Linked DNA regions of Homo sapiens: region 1 is linked to region 2. Evidence: chromatin contacts called from ENCODE Hi-C data. All regions are on one chromosome and are shown on one strand. Each heading gives the region's core, a stretch centred on a gene start or an enhancer-like site at or near the end of the contact. The rest is flanking DNA. Distances are from core to core; before and after follow the strand shown. Region 1 holds the start of EIF2AK4 (eukaryotic translation initiation factor 2 alpha kinase 4). Region 2 has its middle 56 kb from the start of LINC01852.

Evidence for each region. Hi-C counts contacts between places; a loop is a spot of excess contacts on that map. Pooled maps may share reads with other maps.
Region 1: a pooled map shows a loop between it and region 2 (2.1-fold over the local background). The contact joins the promoter of EIF2AK4 here to the enhancer-like site in region 2. A Hi-C loop is called at or near these places in 2 of 50 pooled maps.

The regions. Positions count from the first base shown.
Region 1 is chr15:39,928,041-39,935,478 of GRCh38, forward strand. EIF2AK4 (eukaryotic translation initiation factor 2 alpha kinase 4) reads left to right here and starts at 6,075. Exons shown (of 39, transcript NM_001013703.4): 1 at 6,075-6,299. The coding sequence starts at 6,156. RefSeq lists an enhancer at 5,788-5,927 and a silencer at 5,948-6,357.
Region 2 is chr15:38,125,524-38,132,141 of GRCh38, forward strand. No RefSeq gene overlaps it. Among named protein-coding and RNA genes, the nearest start is that of LINC01852, 56 kb to the left of the region's middle. RefSeq lists enhancers at 4,489-4,538, 4,669-4,798. Within about 2 kb of position 4,153, at least 29 of the 41 ENCODE cell types and tissues checked have a DNase peak (open chromatin) inside an H3K27ac peak, as active enhancers do.

The DNA.
Region 1 (7,438 bases), core at 4,825-7,324, 1.8 Mb after region 2:
GAAACTGTGCCTGGCCCAGACTAATTTTTTTAAGACAGAGTCTTGCTCTGTTGCCCAGGCTGGAGTACGGTGGTACAATCTCGACTCACTGCAAGTTCCACCTCCCAGGTTCACGCCATTCTCCCACCTCAGCCTCCCAAGTAGCTGGGACTACAGGGGCCCGCCACCATGCCTGGCTAAGTTTTTGTTTTTGTATTTTTAGTAGAGACAGGGTTTCTATTAGCCATGATGGTCTCGATCTCCTGACTTCGTGATCTGCCCACCTCAGACTCCCAAAGTGCTGGGATTACAGGCATGAGCCACCACACCCAGCCAGCCCAGACTAATTTTTAATAGCAAATATGTCAAACTAAAATATCCATGAGTATTATCACCTTCAAAGGAGTCACCTTGGGAAGGTATTTAGCTGCTGAAGATTATCATGATTTCTCAGCACCTTTTTAGGACTTCTCTTTTATAATTAATTTTGGAAGCTGACACATTTTTTCCTGTATCACTTATTATAATAAATATGTCCTTTAAGAATAAATTGGATTTATTTTAAAGAGCCAAATGTTATCTAAGACAAATTCTGGTGAATTAAGTGATTAAGGTAGTAATATTCTTTAGTAAAAGATGGAATATGGATATAAAATACTATGACTCATAGTCTGACTTTGAAGTAATGACACGGCTGTGGAATAAAGGTATATACTTATTCCAAAATTTAAAGGGCAAGACTCATTCGGGTACATAAATATGTAAATGCACACAAACACCCACAAAGTAATGCAAAAGTCACTAACAATTTTTATTTCAGACTTTCTTGAGCAGCAGGAACAGTGTTGCCGCTCTGCTCCTGGCTGCTAAGTCACAGTATGCTGCAAGAACAAGTGCCTTCACCTCCCGGAAGAGGAGACGGGTTGGCTGGAAAAGTATTCAAAGAAGTAATGGCTGGAAACTTCCTATATTTGGCAAAAATCATAAGCCTAGAGATTCAAGAAGTGAAGCAAATTCTAAACAGAATAAGCCAAATGAAATTTACAAGATATGTCATAGTCAAACTTCTGAAAACTCAGACATAGAAAACTATCTTGAGGGCTGGGTGCAGTGGCTTACGCCTGTAATCCCAGCACTTTGGGAGGCCAAGGTTGGGGATTGCCTGAGCTCTGGAGTTTGAGACCAGCCTGGGCAACACGGTGAAACCCTGTCTCTACTAAAATACAAAAAAAAAAAAAAATTAGCCAGGTGGGGCAGCGTGCACCTGTTGTCCCAGCTACTCAGGAGGCTGAGGCAGGAGAATTGCTTGAACCCAGGAGGCAGAGGTTGCAGTGAGCCAGGATAACACCACTGCACTCCAGCCTGCACCACTGCACTCCAGCCTGGGCAACAGAGCGAGACTCCGTCTCAAACAAAAACAAAAGCAAAAACAAAAACAAAAAACAACAACAAAAAAACTATCTTGAAAGTAGCCAAAGAGGAGTGCCACATTACCTTTAGTGGGAAAACAATGTGAATGATAACAGATTTCTCACTGAAACCATGTAGGTCAGAGAGAAATGGCACACTTTTCAAGTACTGAAAGAAAATAACAGTTGGCCCAGAATTCTATATTCAATGAAAATATCCTTCAAGAATGAAGGGGAAAGGGATTGCAGTTTTAAAATTTGGGAAACAGTGACCAAAATCTGAGAGCTTCTCTTTGGAACATCAAGGGCAAGCAGCAAGACCAGGAGATGTAGTTTGGGGGAGCAAGAAGGACATATAGGATTAGAGACTCTTCTTTGGAAGACTGATCTAAAGGTTTAGGAAGTACTTGGAGAAGAAGGAAATGTTGGGGTGTCCTGATGAGTTGGTTTGTGAACCCCAAGTATACAAAGACATCCTTATGAGGCAGAATGTCTCAAGGACTTAGAGGTTATCTCCCAGGAGCCAGTCATGGGCAAATCTTTTCTTTGAAATATACGGAGTTTATACATCGCAAGCCTGCTTAGTTAACCCCGTATTGCACATACAGCAACCAAATGCAATGTGTGGACCTTGTTTGAATTTTGATTCAAACAAACCACTGTAAACAAAACAAAACAAAAAAATGACCTTTTCCTTTTTTCATTTAACAGTTTATTAAGGTATAGTAAACATATAACACATTGCATATATTTAAATTGTACAGTTTGATAAGTTTTGATATATGCATATACTTGTGACATGATCACCACAATCAAAATAATGAATGTATACAGACATCACTCCCAAGAGTTTCTTCTTGTTCCACTTTAATCCCTCCACCTGGCTCTTCTATGTCCTCCCTATCCCCAAGCAACCACTTATCTTCTTTCTGTTACCAAATTTGTATTTTTCAGAATTTTATGTAAATGGAATTATGTAGTGTGTACTCTATGTCGGCCTTCTTTCATTCGGCATAATTATTTTGAGTTTGTCTATGTTGTTGCTGTATCTATAATGTATTTCTTTTTATTGCTGAATAGTATTTCATTGTATTGATATACCTCAATTTGTTTATACTTCAATATGTCCATCTTGTGTTGGTGGGCATTTGGTTTGTTTCCAGTTTGGGGATATTACAAATTAAGGTGCTACAAATATTTACATACAAGTCATTGTATGGACATACGCTTTTGTTTCTCTTGGGTAAATGCCTGGGATGGAATTGCTGTTTCATATAGTAGGTATATGCTTAAGTTTTTAACTAAAATGGATGATAGGCCAAAAGGTAAAATCTAACACTATCTAGATGAAGACATAGAAGAAAACCTTTTTGGCCTTGGGATAGGCAAATATTTCTTAGATATGACTGCAAAACATAATTCATGTAAGAAAAAAATGACAAATTAAATGTCCTCTAAAGTAAGAAACATGCTCTTTGAAATACAGTTAAGAGAATGAAAAAGCAAGCCACAGACTGGGTGAATATTTTTGCCTGTCACATATCTGATAAAAGACATGTCCGGCCTGGTGCAGTGGCCTACACCTGTAATTCCAGCACTTTGGGAGGCTGAGGCGAGCAGATCACGAGGTCAGGAGTTCAAGACCAGCCTGGCCAACATGGTGAAACCCCGTCACTACTAAAACTACAAAAATTAGCTGGGCGTGGTGGCATATGCCTGTAATCCCAGCTACTCGGGAGGCTGAGGCAGGAGAACTGCTTGAACCCGGGAGGCAGAGGTTGCAGTGAGCTGCGATCGCACCACTGCACTCCAGCCTCGGTGACAGAGTGAGATTCCATCTCAAAAAAAAAAAAAAAAATACATGTCCAGAATATATAAATATTTCTCAAAAGTTAATAAGAAAACAAAAACAAAATTTTTAAAATGCACCAAAGATGTGAATAAAAACAGAAGACAGACGATATATGAATGGAAAATAATCACATGAAAAGATGCCCAACATCATTAATCATTAGGATAATGCAAGTTAAGACACACTGAGATACTGCTAAGCACCAATTACTATGTTTAAGATTAAAAACATTACAATACCAATTACTGGCAAAGAGGTAGAACAACTGGAACTCCCATAAACTGATGGGAATATAAAGTGGTACAACCACTTTGGAAAACACTTTGACAGTTTCTTATTTTTTTTGCTTTGAACTTTGACTTTAAAATAATTTCCAACTTACATAAAATTTTCAAGTCACTCAAAGAGCTCTCATATATCCTTCACCTAAATTCTCCAATGTTCAACATTCTACATTTGATTTAGCATCATCTCTCTTCTTTTTCCTGAATCATTTGGGAGCTAACTGCATATTTAATACGTCACTGCCCCCTTAATGCTGCATTTGGTATAATACTGCCATGTAATCCACAGATTCCTTTCAAATTTTGCTGTTTGTTTTAATTATATCTTTTATAGGTCCAGCGTCCAGTATAGATTCTAATTTTACACAATGGAAATATTTGAACATAGATTAGGTATTAAACGATGCTAAGAAATTGTTAATTTTTTTTTAAGAGACAAGGTCTTACTCTGTTGCCCAGATTGGAGTGCAGTGGTGCAATCACAGCTCACTGCAGCCTTGGACTCCTGGGCTCAAGCAATCCTCCCACTCAGCCTCCTGAGGGTGGGACTACATGTCACCTCGTCCAGCTAATTTTTTATTTTATTTTTTGTAGAGATGGGGCCTCGCTATGTTGCCCAGGCTGGTCTCAAACTCCTGGCCTCAAGTGATCCTCCACCTTGTGCTGGGATTACAGGTGTGAGCCACTGTCCCTGGCCAAAGGGTTACATTTTTAGGGTATAAGATTAGTAATATGTTATGTTGGTTCCTTTTCTAGTTAGAGATATATCCTTAGGTATTTATTTTTTAAAATGATATGATTGAGACTTAAAAAAAACACTCCTGAGGGATGGAGAGAAGAGATGAAATAAAATTGACAAAATATCTATGGTTGTTGAAGCTGGATGATGAGTACAGAGGAGTTTACTTCTAAGTATGTTTGACATTTTCATAAATATAGGTTTAAAAGAATTTTTTTAAAGACCAATAGAGAAATGGAGTAATTTTAAGGATTAGAGTGCAATGGCCATATTTGCAATTTAGAAACATTACTCTGGCTGCAATAGGAAGAATGGCTTAATGTGGGGCAAGAATGAAGACAGTGACTAATTAAGAGAGTTATTGAAGTAACCCAGGGAATTGGTGACAGTAGCCTGAACTAAGTTAGTGGCAATGGGTTAGAGTGTAGTGGATGGACAGAAGTGGTGACTATTTGGATGTGAGTTGAGAGAAAGGGAATTCAGAATCACACTCAGTTGAATGGTGCCATTTACCTAGTCAGAGATCACTGGAGAAGGAACGGGTCTCCAGCAGAGGGAAGATGATGATTTAAATTGGCCTTGGGTCAAGCTAGTGCATTTGTGTTATCTGGCCAGAAATGAGTGGATAGATGGCAGCAAGGAATTTACACAATCATTATTTAGTGAACAGTGGAGGAGTAAGCAAGGTAGACAGAAGAAACGTCACTTAAACCTAACTTGGGTTAGTACAATAGGATTATTCGAAATGGACATGCAGCATTAGTAAGTTACTGAAGATGAAGTGCAATAACAATGTCTGGGTAGACAGGTTATTATTTTATAAACTTGAAAAACGACGACTTGAGGCAGGATATAACACAAAGACTCCCTAAATTCACACTGAGTGAACTGGGAAGGGAACATGATTCTCTTCATGGGAAGGTAGCTCATAAAGATGCCTGAGTGGAAAGACAGTTTTCAATTGAATTTGCAAGGTGGTAGTGGAGATCCCCAAAGCTGGGGAATGTAGAGACAGAGAACATAATGAGGGTGTTGAATCTGTGGCTCAGAGAATAAGTTTGGGGGTACTAAAGTGGGAGGAAGGAGGGTGGGGGGGGTCACAATTTTTACTCCCGGTAGTCTTGTTCTGGGAAGGTACAAGGTGAAATTAGAAGTGACCTCAGAACCCATCGACGTCTGCCCTTTAAGAGTTTCCCGGCCGGGCGCGGTGGCTCATGCCTGTAATCCCAGCACTTTGGAAGGCCGAGGCGGGCGGATCACAAGGTCAGGAGATCGAGAACATCTTGGCCAACATGGTGAAACACCATCTCTACTAAAAATAGAAAAATTAGCCGGGCGTGGTGGTGCGCGCCTGTAGTCCCAGCTACTCTGGAGGCTGACGCAGGAGAATCGCGTGAACCCGGCAGGCGGAAGTTGCAGTGAGCCGAGATCGCGCCACTGCACTCCAGCCTGGGGAACAAGAGCCGAAACTCTGCCAAAAAAAAGAAAAAAGAGTTTCCCGCACTAGCCATGCCAGGGTGGAGAAGTTCCAGCAAGCACTTCTGTTAAAGATACTTGTTTCGTGAAAACTATACAATGTGGCGTTTTCATTCCTATCTGTGATTCATTTCTTAAGTTCGTGGAGTTCCTTTGCTCCCCTTCCCCCAGCAGGATGTGGGCAAAGCTGTCCCCCTGCCTTCTTCCTTCGCCTGGGCTTCTGGAGCCTCCGGAGCTAGCTCCCGGCGCGGAGCTCCGCCTACGGCCCGTCCCCGGCGCGGAACCCCGCCCACGAGCCCGTTTCCAGCGTGGAACACCGCCCATAGCCCGTCCCCAGCGCGGAGCCCCGCCCCGCAGGCTGCCGGGGGCCCACCGCCGCCCAGGCAAGGCCGCCCTGCCTTGGGCGCAGCGCTGCCATGGCTGGGGGCCGTGGGGCCCCCGGGCGCGGCCGGGACGAGCCTCCGGAGAGCTACCCGCAACGACAGGACCACGAGCTACAGGCCCTGGAGGCCATTTACGGCGCGGACTTCCAAGACCTGCGGCCGGACGCTTGCGGACCGGTAGGAACGTGGCTTGTCAGGCCCGGGCTGGCGTGCCCTGGCCTCCCCGGGCCCTGGGCCAAAGCCCGGACACTTCCAGATTGGGCCGCCGCTTTAGGATCCTGCAGTCTTTTCATCCCTTAGGTTCCACCCATGCTCACTTTAGTCCTTGCACCTGCAGCTGGTCTGCAGAATCCCACCTAGGCCGAATTCTTCTACAGTCCTTTCCCCATGATTTCCCCAGAGGAATCCCCCTGGATTCCTCCCTCTTACCTGGCACTGCTTCTTATTCCTGCCTACATCCCATAACATAACTGCCTCCTTCCAACCTTGTCCTTTTTCCCCTCTGAAAGCCCTTGCGGATGATACCACAGCAATTCATACGCGCCCCTTGCTACTTTGTTCTGAGAACGCTTTTTGGGCTCTCGCACAGGCCTTACGTCCTCAATCAGAATTCTCAAGTCTCATCCATGCATTCAAATCTGCACGCCACATAATTCCCTCTGTACTCCCCAGGCATCCTCACTGTGTTTTCCGGTATGGAGGAACTTTCCATACCTCTGCACCTTCCTCTAAGACATTTAGCTCAGAATAAAGCACACATTCATCTTAGCTGTAGTAGAGAGAGGGTTCTAGACTGAGTCTAGAGAAGGAGTGTCCAATCTTTTGGCTTCCCTGGGCCACACACAAAATACACTAACACTAAGGATAGCTGATGACCTAAAAGAAAAAAAAAATTCGCAAAAAAACCTCAATGTTTTAAGAAAGTTTACGAATGCGTGTTGGGCCACATTCAAAGCGGCCCATGGGCCTCGGGTTAGACCAGCTTGCTCTAGCTCTAGACCTTTTAAAATGGCATTTTGTTTAAAATAATATTTTGCCTTTTTGTCTGGAAATTAAGGCACGTTATAAAGTATTTATACTGACAGTTTTTTCCCCATCCTTGAAGAGTTGATCTACCAAACTATTTCTGAATATTATCATATTATCATTTAAAACATAGTTCTAACTTCATCTGCTTTTTTTTTTTTTCTTTTTGAGACAGGGTCTTGCTCTGTCTCCCAAGCTGGAGTGCAGAGGCATGACCACGGCTCACTGCAGCTTATTCTCAAGCAATCCTTCTGCCTCAGCCTGTCAAGTACCTGGGACTACAGGCACAT
Region 2 (6,618 bases), core at 2,903-5,402:
GCACTTTGGGAGCCCGAGGCAGGTGGATCACAAGGTCAGGAGATTGAGGCCATCCTGGCTAACACAGTGAAACCCCGTCTCTACTAAAAATACAAAAAAAATTAGCTGGGCATGGTGGCATGTGCCTGTAGTCCCAGCTACTTGGGAGGCTGAGGCAGGAGAATCACTTGAACCTGGGAGGCAGAGGTTGCAGTGAGCCGTGATTGCGCCACTGCACTCCAGCCTGGGTGACAGAGAGAGACTCTGTCTTGGAGAAAAAAAGAAAAGAAAATGTGGCACATATATACCAAGGAATACTATGCAGCCATAAAAAATGATGAGTTCATGTCCTTTGCAGGGACATGGATGAAGCTGGAAACCATCATCCTCAGCAAACTGACACAGGAACAGAAAACCAAACACCACATGTTCTCACTCATAAGTGGGAGGTGAACAATGAGAACACATGGACCCAGGGAGGGGAACATCCCACACTGGGGCCTGTCAGTGTGTGGGCGGCTAGGAAAGGGATAGCATTAGGAGAAATACCTAATGTAGATGACAGGTTGATGGGTGCAGCAAACCAACATGGCACATGTATACCTATGTAACAAACCTGCACGTTCTGCACATGTATCCCAAAATTTAAAGTATAATAATAAAAAAGAAATTAAAAAATGTAAATAAAATAAAAAGGGAATGCACATAACTGTCAACTAAAATTGCCTACCTAAGTCTAAAGCAGTCCTTTTTCATCAAAAGGCTATGTTCCAATATATAACAGCCGTTAACAGTCAAAGATTTTCAAGATTACTTCTCTCCCAGAAGTTTTCTCTAGTTAAGGGAGAGCAGTAAGATTTCTATTTTACTTTGGATTCTATTCTTGGGCATCTAGCACTAAGTTCTATCTGCTCCCAAGATTCAAATTCCTAATTGACATAATGGAATATATGAGTGCACATGTCAGGAGGCATGGAGGTAGTGTGTAAATCAAGGGGCAAAAATATAATTTAAGGCCCTCCAAAAGAAAACATAAATCAAAGGTTAGAGTTAGCAGAGAGACAGGAACTAAGCAAGGAAGCAGAAATCAGATCATGTGAATATATGGGGAAACGAGAAGCAAACGAAGGTAAAATTAGAGGAAATCTCAACACTAACAGAAAGCTCAGGGGTACAAAGTTAGAATAAGATAGAAGGAATAAGTTCTGGTGTTTCATTGCACATTTGGGTGATGATGGTTAACAGTAAGCCACTGTATATTACAAAATAGCTTAGAAGAGAGACTTTTGAAGTTTCTCACAGCAAAGAAATGATAAATATATGAGTGATGGATAAGCTAAATATCTGATTTGATCATTATAAAACATATATATGTACACATTAAATTATATATACCTCATAAATATGTACAATTACAATGTGCAATATAAAAAAGAAAGAAGAAAAAGAAGCTCAGGTAAGTGGTCAGTAGCCAGGAGATCCATCTGCATAGAATGCTAAGGTAGTGTGGTCTCCAAACAGATAGGGTGCATCAGATGCAAAAATTATCTATTCCCAGGCATTCAGCTGTCCTACTCCAATGCTTCTTAGCTCTTTTCTGCTGAGCTTGATCCAAGCATCTAACCTGGGAGGTAAGTGGGAAGGAAGACATATGAGTAGGAAATAAGAACAGATCATGTATTTACAGCTACTACTTATAAATTCAGATATGGATGAGAAGGGAAGAGCGATGTGGAAATGGGGGGAAACCATTCTGAAGGACTTCAGTCAGGCACTATGTCCTTGGGGAAGACATCCTGGAATCCCTTGCGTAGGCTGGAGCCCCTCCTGCTGCTCTCACAGACTCCTTCTCTTCCACCTGCCATGACATCTACCACACCCAGTGGTGACTATCCATCTCCCATCCAGGCTGCAGCCACCTTGAAAACAAGCATGATGGCTTATTCACTTTTACATGCCCTATCTACAGCAGTTTTGCAACAAGGGCTTATCAAATGTCAACAATTACCTTTATCTTATCAAACCACAAGTTCCTTATAGACAGGAAGTACACTTTTATGATACTTCATAAGGATGATATTTCAGTTGATAAAGAAGATGAAGTAATGGCCTTTGTCCTCTTATGACTCATTCAAGCAATATCTAAGACCTTAGGTGTCTACAGTCATGCCAAAGAACTCCTCTTCTTGACACTAGAAGCATATTCCTCTTACTGACTATTTCTCAAAAAGTGCTTGTCTGTGTTTGAGACTAAGTTTCAAGAATTTGAGTCTTTTAAATGCATTCCTCTCAGCTCTGTTTTCTATAATGGGCTCTTGGTAGTTTTTCAAAGAGGTAATATCACATGGTGATTAAGAGGTTGGACTGATGAAACACATTACCAGAGTTGTAGCCCAGCTCCTTCTCTTATCATCTGGTGACCCAGGGCAAGTTACATAACCTATCCGTGCCTCTGTTTTTCCATCTGTAAATGGGAATCAAGGTGGTTTTGAGGATTATCTACAATACTGGCAATTTTTATAAGTACTGGAAACAGTGCCTGGCACATAGTAAGCTATATACGTTATACAAAAATTAGCTATTATATTTTGCTTCACCAGATGCCAACTGATTACTTTGATCAACAACTATAATATCCACAATATATTGGGGTCCCACCTCAAAACATTACTGCTCTAGCCCAAATTTTGGTAAGAGGGCATTTTGTTGTAAAAATAAGTAAATATGCTTAAAATGGGGGAAAACAAGCACATGTTAATATTTCTTCATTTGTCATGAAAATAAACCATAATAAACTTCCTGAATTTATCATACAAAATTCCAAGGATTTATCTGAAGAAACTAAAATTGAGGAAGGTATGTATCTTTTTGCCTTAATCATTTCCTAAGAAGTTACTAAACCTGAGGTCATTATTATTTATACAGGAAGAGAATCTCTTATACTTCTGGAAAATTTCAAAACATGGCCAACATGTTTTCTGATCATCACCACTTCCTGTGGTGGGGTTTAAAAACCATGCCAACTTTCATAACTGCTGAGATTTACAGAGTAAAGTCTCATTTGATAATCTTGCAAAATGGATAGGCAGAATTTCTCTTCCTTTTCTAAATGCCACATATGCCAGCTTTGCAGAGAGTTAAAAAAAAAAATTCCAACCAGCTCCAAGCCGGCTTCACGCAGGAGTACACACTATTCCTCAGCTCTGTCTCCAGCGTAGCCTGGGAAATCCCTCTTGCCTCATGATGTCTCCTAGATCTAGTTATTCCAGCCTGGAATCCCTCATACTAAAGGAAGAAAGGGTTTTCACTCCAGTCTCCTAGGTTCTGGCTAGTATCTCTGGTATCTAAATAATAAAAAATAGGAAAGAATTAATTCAAAAAATAAAATGTTCATTTGTCTAAAATAACAAAGGACTAAGATATAATTTCAAATGATTGTGAATAACTTTCTCAGAATTAGCCATTTTCAAAGATTTTGTAAATAAAATAAAATAACACATGGTACTAAAATCATGCTTGAACATAACTTGATTTTTCAAAGATGTGTGCTCTGCTTTATGATCGTCTCCAGAAAGAGCAGTCCTGGTTTAATAGGATCAGAATGTGTAGCCTATGGAGCCAGAATTAAATGGTTCAAAGCGTCCTTCCAAAGTTGCTTTTTAAATAAATCCTTGCTTATTTGTTTATTTTTAGCTTGCCATTTGTCACAAGTTGAGGGGGAAAACAAATTCCACTTATTTAAGATTTTTATTTTTTTCTGATTTTGTTTACATTGCTCATCCTGGCCTTTAAAAAATATCTTTTAAATTTTATCTGGCTCATTTTGACCTATTTATATCATGTGCTTATCCCCCATTTATAGCTGTGTTAATAGGCATAGACAAGCCAGTAGTATCTCCTTTGTAAAATAGCAAAAATAACTGCTTTTTTTTTTAGTCCAACCAGCTCACACTATTAGACATATAGAGCACATTTGAGTCAAAGTCCTCTTCCTCAGAAACCCTGTTGTTACCATGGGAAAACTGTAAAAATGCTCAAATGTGGGCATGTTATAATTAGAACCAAACGTGGGCTTTATGGGACCTGTCATGATGTTTCTAGGAAGCTAGTTCTGCGTTGGCTTCATAAGACATCCTTTTCCTACAGTCATGACTCACTCCTCCTTCTCCTCACTCACCCCCACTTGTTCTGGGGTGGAAGAATGCCCAAATGCTCCAGAGACAGATGCGTAGGCGGATGTCCAGTCCACTAACGAGAACACACTTCTAGGCATTGTGGAAGTGGGACAAAGGGTTTTGCTGGGCATATTCAGAGCCAACAATGTGATGGTTATATGTTTATCACACATGGAGAGACTCATTTCTTTGGCAACCAACCCTAGCCTACTCACTAATCCACCCAACCCCTCCCATCCCTCCCTCCTTTCTTCCTTTCAGGAAAGCGTGTGCAAGTTCTCCGCAAAATGATGAATCTCTGCTCCTCAGGGGAATGTACGAATCAGAAAAGCTTTTAAAAAGGAAAGAGGAACCAAAGCCTTTGCATAAGTAGGCCAGCTGCAGAGCCTTAAGAGAGAAGGGAGGGGAGAAATCTCCTTGCGGCCATGGCCCCAAACCTCCCGGCTGCCACTTGTCTCCATTGTCTTCCCACAACCCCAAACAAGTCAGCCCACACCTCCGTGACTGCACCCGCTGTCATTTTCAGGAAAAGAGATTTTCTGAGCCCATCTTGGCATTTCTGTGAAATCACAGAAATAATTCATTGAATCACAGAACTGAAAGAGATGATCTAATCACTTTTATTTTTAAGATGATGAGAATGCCACCAGGGGAGTTTCACTGACCTGTCCATGCTCGCACAGATCTGGAAACACAGAGCCAGAACTAGAGTCCGGATCTCCTTGTCCTACTCTTTCGTCTTTCTCACATGGGCTTGTAAAAGCAAATCGTTCTGTAGATACACTCTTTTCGCCTCAGTTCCCTGGCTAGGTTTCCTTTAAAGCTTGCTTCTTCTTCGCCTGGTGTGACGTATAACGGGCATACAGATGAGCTGAGGCTGATTATAAAGACTCATCTGTAGTAACTGTTAAAAATGGAGATTCCCAGGCCTTTCCCTGGGAGATTCTGGAATAAGGCTAAGGAATTGTTTAACCAGTTTCCTGCATGTGTTTTATGATAAAGCCAGTTGAGGGAATAATGTAGTAGAGGGACGCTGGAAAAAAAAAAAAAAAAAAAAGTATGTTTGACAGGCAGCGTGTCCCAATAAGAATAGAACAAGGGCATGGAGAGGACCAGGAATTTTGCCTTCTAGCTGCTTTTTCAGTGGGTTAACCACTAGACCACACTTCCTCTCTAGGAGAGGCAAGGGATTAAAATCAAAGGTTTGCCACTGATTCATGCTGCCTGCTAATGCTGCTTATTGCGCCATGCTGTGACCCTAAGCTCTCTGGCTTGGAAACAGATGTGGGGAGTGAGAGGCCTGAGGTACTGGGGGATGGAGGAGGCGGGGGAAGGCAGACGGCCAGGGAAAGAACTTCCTCTGCTGCAAAATTTCAGGCAGGAGTGGAAGTCAGTCTAAATTGTTACCATGCAGATCTGGAATCATTTTTGCAATCTCCTGGCTCCAATTCCAGGTTTGTGCATTCTGCAACAAGAACTGAAAACTTGTTAATTAATGCTCCTCGCCTGACTTTTGCCTCTGCCCTCGTCTGAATACATATTAATATTACACGTTTAGCTTGACAGTCATTTCATTAGGCAAGAGAGTTTGGTTACCCTCCTACTCTTGCCCCATTCTCTCCCCCGTGCACACTTTAAAAGGAAGTACAGAAGAGTTAAGCAATTTGACCAAGGTTACGCTGATCTCAATATTGTAGTAGTTTGAGTAAAAGTGTAACCGAGACATTTTCAACTAAGCTTTTCAGACTGCCTTCAATATATTCTTATCATTAGGCAACTGAAAAAATGTTTTGGATTTATTTTCTCCTATGTGATGAGTACATGACATGTCCTTGGGCCTGTAGTTTACCACGTCAATGTTTATCAAAAACATGTAGGCTTTGAGTGTTAAATATCAATTCTAGAAATAGTTTTTGTACCTTCTCTGCTCATCTGGAAGTTCCATGAAGGCAGGGTGGGAATTTCAGCCTTGGTTGTCACTAGATACTGCACATGCGGTAGTGCTTAATGGCCAGGGGGTATAAGAGCTGGATTTTAGGTCTGTAGGAACTAGAGTTCTCAGATTTAACAAAGAAAAAAGCAGGATGGCCAGTTTAATTTGAATTTTGGGTTTTAAAAATGTTAATATGAGCAAGTCTCATGCAATGTTTGGTAGATACTCATATTCAACAATCATTGGGTTGAAAAAATATGATAAGTTTAGTGTAGCTGGAGCATCTAGTCTGTGTGTATTTAGCAAGGGGGCAGGGTTGATCAACATCAAGAGGTAAGGTTTGAAGTTTTTATTGGGGGAGCCTTGTGAAGTGCCTTTATGCCATGCATATGTTGGTGGAGAGAGGAGCCAGCAAGAATTTTTCAGCTGAGTGGTATGATCATTGCTGTTTTTGAAAGATAATTCTGTGGCAGATTGGAGTGGGTAGAAATTGTAGGCAGGGGGACCAATTAGGAGGTTATTGAAATAGCC